2 separate regions of the Homo sapiens genome follow, and region 1 is linked to region 2. A link is an interaction called in ENCODE POLR2A ChIA-PET data of the cell type or tissue named here. Cell type or tissue: OCI-LY7. All regions are shown on one strand. Each heading gives the region's core, and the rest is flanking DNA. Links, peaks and the distances in the headings are about the cores only. Region 1 has its middle 37 kb from the start of DDIAS. Region 2 overlaps PCF11 (PCF11 cleavage and polyadenylation factor subunit).

The links. Peaks named below come from ENCODE experiments on the same cell type or tissue, not always from the same donor. Only the 100,000 strongest peaks of a DNase experiment are listed, where the experiment ranks them.
Region 1: POLR2A ChIA-PET joins it to region 2 with 5 read pairs; 19 of 35 experiments call an interaction of 5 or more read pairs at or near these places.

What each region holds. Positions count from the first base shown.
Region 1 is chr11:82,937,678-82,940,600 of GRCh38, reverse strand. No RefSeq gene overlaps it. Among named protein-coding and RNA genes, the nearest start is that of DDIAS, 37 kb to the right of the region's middle. In OCI-LY7, for the core only: no CTCF peak of the experiment used is centred there; no DNase peak of the experiment used is centred there.
Region 2 is chr11:83,161,397-83,164,319 of GRCh38, reverse strand. It overlaps PCF11 (PCF11 cleavage and polyadenylation factor subunit), which reads right to left. Exons shown (of 16, transcript NM_001346413.3): 2 at 2,868-2,923; 3 at 453-641; 4 at 1-113. Among named protein-coding and RNA genes, the nearest start is that of PCF11, 5.7 kb to the right of the region's middle. In OCI-LY7, for the core only: no CTCF peak of the experiment used is centred there; a DNase peak (open chromatin) is centred at 1,779; H3K4me3 peaks cover 1,111 bases.

The DNA.
Region 1 (2,923 bases), core at 250-2,749, 220 kb after region 2:
GGCCAATTAAGCCTCTTTTCTTACAGATTACCCAGGCTCACATATTTCTTTATAGCAGTGTGAGAATGGACTAATACAATTAGTCTAGCTAAAGGTTTGTTGGTTTTGTTTCTTTTCAAAAAACCATTTTTTTTTTCATTGATCTTTTGGGCTTTCTTTAAGTCTCAATTTCATTTATTTCTGCTCTGATCTTTATTATTTCTTTCCTTCTACTAATTTTAGGTTTGTTCTTGCTTTCCTAATTCCTTTAGGTACATCATTAAGTCATTTATTTGAATCTTTTGACTTTTTTTCATACAGGTGTTTATTGCTATAAACTTCTTAGTACTGCTTTTGCTATGTCCCATAGATTTTCATATATTGTATACCCACTTTCATTTGTATACCCACCATCATTTTAAGTTTCTTTTTTTTTGAGACGGAGTCTCACTCTATTGCCCAGGCTGGAGTGCAATGGCGTGATCTCGGCTCGCTGCAACCTCTGCCTCCCGGGTTCAAGCAATTCTCCTGCCTCAGCCTCCTGAGTAGCTGGGATTATAGGCATGCGCCACCACACCTGGCTAATTTTTGTATTTTCAATAGAGACAAGGTTTGACCATGTTGGCCAGGCTGGTCTTGAACTCCTGACCTCGTGATCTGCCCACCTTGGTCTCCCCAAGTGCTGGGATTACAGGCATGAACCACCGTGCCTGGCCTAAAATTTCTTTCTTAATTTCTTTATTGACCTGTTGGTTGTTCAGGAGAATGTTTAATTTCCATGGAAATTAATTTTGTAAAGTTTCTGAGGTTCCTTTTGATATTGATCTCTTGTTTTATTCCATTGTGGTGAGAAAAGATACTTAATATGGTTTTTACCTTTTTTTGAATTTGTTCAGACTTGTTTGGTGGCTTAAGACATGGTCTATTCTTGAGAGTGTTATGTGATGTTGAAAAGTATGTGTATTCTGCAGCACCTGGGTGAAATGTTCAGTATGTGTCAGATAGGCCTTATTAGGTGTTTTCCATCTAGATGATCTGTTCATTCCTGAGAATGGGGTATTAAAGTCCTCTACTATTATTTTTAGAGACAGTGTCTCACTCCGTTGCCTAGGCTGGAGTGCAGTGGTGTGGTAGCTCACAGTAACCGTGAACTCCAGTAGTGGCTCATTGTAACCATGAACTCCTGGGCTCAAGTGATCCTCCTACCTAAGCCTCCCAAGAAGCTGGGGCTACAGGTGCACACCACCATGCCCAGCTAACTTTTACAATTTTTTGTGGAGATGGGGTCTTCTTTTTTGGAGATGGGGTTTTGGAGATGGGGTTGACCAGGTTGGTCATGAACTCCTGGCTTCAGGTGATCCTCTACTTCAGCCTCCCAAAGCACTGAGATTGTAGGCATAAGCCACTGTGCCCAGCCCCTTACTATTATTGCATTACTGTTTATCTTTCCTTTAGCTCTATTAATGTTTGCTTTACATACTTGAAAGTTCTGATGTTGGGTGCATAGATATTTTTAAAGGTTATACCCTCTTGCTGAATTGACCTATTCATCATTATGTAGTGATTTTTTTTGGTCTCTTTTAACGTTCCTTGATTTGTCTTCTATTTTATCTAAGTATAGCTACTCTTGTTCTTTTTTTGGCTTTCAGTTGCATGGAATATCTTTTTCCGCCCATTCACTTTTAATCTACATATGTCTTTATAGGTGAAGTGGGTTTCCTGTAGTTAGCCCTTGTTTCTCTATCCATTCAGACACTCTATAAGAGGCACCATCATTGGGCTGAGCATGGCAGCTCAACCCTGTAATCCCGGCATGTTGGGAGGTTGAGGTGGGAGGATTACTTGAGCCCAGTAGTTCGAGAGCAGCCTGGACAACACAGGGAGACTCTGTCTTCCACAAAATATTTAAAAAATTGGCCAGGAAAGGTGGCTCATGCCTGTAATTTCAGCATTTTGGGTGGCCGAGGCAGGCAGATCACTTGAGCTCAGGAGTTCGAGACCAGCCTGGGCAACACAGCAAGACTCTGTCTCTACAAATAATAATAAAAAAAATTAGCTGGGCATGGTGGTGCACGCTTGTAGTCCCAGCTACTCAAGAGGCTGAGGTGGGAAGATTGCTTGAGCCCGGGAGGTGGAGGTTGCAGTAAGCCAGGACTGTGCCACTGCACTCCAGCCTGGATAACAGAGTGAGATCCTGCCAAAACACAAAAAACAAAACAAAAAAAGGCACTATCTTTTTAAAACAGGCAAATAAGGAGGCACAAAAGGACAATAAGGAGGGATGATAAGAAAGTACCTCTGAGGCCTGGGTGAGAGGGGATCCTGTCACAGCCCTCTACGCTTCAGGGAGACTAAGGCTTTGGAATGCCTTCCTCAAGTTTCCTTCTAAATTCTCCTCTAGCGCCTGGTAGAAGTCCACCCTGAGCCTGGACCTGGTCCCACGTGGGAGCTAGTTGCCAGAAGTGCCTCCCTCGAAATTTTCTAAGTCTCACTTTTGTGCTTGTGACAGTGCCATTTATCCCATTTGAGGTATTCTCCAACCCTCTACATCATGTTTGGTGTGTACCAAATGTCCTGAGGAGCTTGGGACTTGCGCCTATGAAATCAAACCTGGGTCATTCCCATTGGCTGAGGCAATAGTGCTTTCATAAAATAGTACAAGATTGGGCTGCCAGAATGGTGCTGACATATTTTTAGGTGACTCTCAAATTCATTTAGGTGACTCTCACAAGTTCAGGGTTGTGGCTACCAAAGGTCACCACTGGTCCTTGGGATTGAGTTCTGTGTGTAGGCCTGTGCATTGGCTCTCCCTGGTCTGTGAGGGTAGTGGCAGCTGTTATTTACCCTGTCTGCCTCCAGCCACTGACACCAGGAAGGTCACCCTTCCCCCTTCTGCAGGCCATGCCTATCTTCTCTGAGGCCTTTTAAGACTGTTGGTCCACAA
Region 2 (2,923 bases), core at 237-2,736:
TGCTGCCTTATTAGTTGTTCTTGTGTAAGATTCTTTTGTATATCAGGAACAATTGGAGGAGTGGAGATGCTAGGGGAACTGACCACTGTACCAGGTGTTGAAGGCTCCTCGGGCTATAAGAAAAGACAATTTGTTTAAGAAAAACGTATCAGCTAAAACGGAAGCTAGGGAGTAAAAATTATCAGCTTAACTCTTAATATGATCCAAATTCCTATCACACAGAAAACTTATCAGAAATTTAAAACCCAAAATAAATGTTACATAATACCTAAACAAGGTGAATATATTTCTAAATAAAAATTCCAAACATATACACACTATTTTTTTTTTTTTCAAATTGAACCAATTCACTACCGAGTATTCTATTTTGACTTTCTGGCAGTAAGTTCTGCAGAAGAATTCAAAATGTGATACTTAAAAGTATGTTACTTACTATTCATATTAAAACTTACCGATTTATTTAAAAATTTAGGATTCACATGGATGCTAGACGTATTCACATTGGGGGGTAGAGGTTTAATAGGCCAAGCAGGATCTAATGAATTGACTCTGACATCCAGGGCATAAAGTTTCTTCAAAGGGAATATTTCATCCCATGTAGAACGTAACTTAAATAAACTTTTCCTAGTATTTTCATCCACCTAGAACAACAGAACAATTCTATGGCTTGTTAAGTTACTATAGAATATTTTATATATTAAATATAAGTTATATAAATCTGCTCTACTTCACATACAGAACTGTACTACCCATTGGTAAGTATATACAACAGTAATAATTTATTAAAGGTGCATTTCTCCTTCAAAAACAGAGTAATTAAAACCATTTTCACCTAGCCTTCATGCAAGCAACCAACCAGGTGAGCCTTTCTATATACAAAACGTTTCCACATCTTAGAGCTTAGTATAATATTCCTAAAGTTACTCTTTCTCTGGGAAAAAAAAATGTAAGACAACTAGAAAATATAAAACTAAAAAATATAAAACAACTAGAAAAATTGATTACCTGATGGCTTAAATGTTTTAAATTATTTACATAGTAGTACAAAGTTAAAATTAAAGCAAAACTATCTCACTAACTAATGCTCAGCAATACTATATGGTTGGGTACATAGGAACAAGATATTGTGGTGTGGAAAGCACTTTAACAACTGAAATTCACAAAATCTTAACCACTGATAAGCCTTAGTTTTAAATAACTTTTCTGTTCAGGTTTGTGATGGCGTAAAAATGTTTAGAAAATTTGCCATTGCCAGGCACGGTGGCTCACGCCTGTAATTCCAACACTTTGAGAGGCCGAGGCAGGTGGATCACCTGAGGGAGTTCAAGACCAGCCTGACCAACAATGGTGAAACCCCGTCTTTACTAAAAATACAAAATTAGCCAGGCATGATGGCTCATGCCTGTAATCCCAGCTACTCGGGAGGCTGAGGCAGGAGAATCACTTGAATCCGGGAGGCGGAGGTTGCAGTGAGCCGAGATTGTGCCATTGCACTCCAGCTTGGGCAACAAGAGCAAAACTCCATCTCAAAACAAAAAAAAGAAAAAGAAAGAAAATTCGCCATCAAGAAACCTAGGACTTGGGAAAACTGAGTTAGATTTTCAACATTAGGATAGACAGTAAAGCCTTAACTATATTCATAAGTCTTCAGATAATAATGTATTTATTACAAGGTCATTTTAATCAACTGTCATGTTAATGCCCAGTTAGATTCAGTAAAGGTATGCTACCAAACACCCAAGTGAATTTGAACATACTGAAACCGAAACCAAGAGGTTGGTTAAGCTTCTCCTTAAGACTACAGCCTCTGGTTAGCAGTATTCAGCAAATGTCTACAATATTCTATTAACAAGCATTTTAATGCTATATGATATAGAGCTTTCCAGATTTCTTCTGCATATACTGTTTTTCTCTAAGAACTTAAAAACATTTCTCAAATAGCAACTACTTATTTTCTAATAAACATGTAAAATCTAATACTGAATAGTTCTTCCAAAAAAAATTCCAATTCTACAAATCTGACAACTGACACACAGGTGTTCATCTACTAAAATATAATAACTACCACCAAATATTGACGTTAGGAAACAATCTTTAAACCTAAGTATCTCATAAGTGCCTTTTTGTTCAATGTGAAAGATATAGCCTGACAGGCAGAGAATTACCTCAGCAAATCCCTTGTCCTCCTCAACATAATACTGCTTTAACCAAACCACCATGTTACAGTGTTATGGAAGAAATTTACAATCTCTAGATATGAAAAATAAGCCTAATTTCTGAACACTAAGGTAGGGGCAAAAGTATTTCCAGAATAACCAACAGCAATTAACTGGTCCACCATTCACACATACCAACAACATTCACCTAAAACATACCTTGAACAATGTAACAAAAGTAAACATTTCCAGAAAACAAAACAAAAAAACACACAAGTTTCAGGAACCAATCACAGGTTGAGACACTGAGGGATTATGCTTTTTACCCCCCCAAGAGAACAGTCAACATCCTAACACCAGAAATGTAAACAATGAAATTTTAATTACTCTTGACGATTTCAGATCTTTTTGCCTGGTTTGTAAGTGATGAAACAGATGTTCAAATGAACACACTCAATTTTTTTAAAAAGCACAATTCTAAAAGCAAATCCATCTATTCTTAAATGGATAATGTAAACCCCTAGAATCTGTTCTAAAAATCTAACATAAAACATTAACTTCAGCCTCTTTCTTTGAAATGGTACTAACGATAAATGTCCAAAAGTATAAAACATTTCACCACCCAAGAAAACCCAACACAAAGCAAATATTTATTTAATCAGGAACACATTTTTTAAAAAAAAACGCAAATGTTTCTAAATGCATATGTACCTTTTCAAACACACAAATAAATGTTGCAACTAGATTTTTAGTAAAGGCAGTGAGAT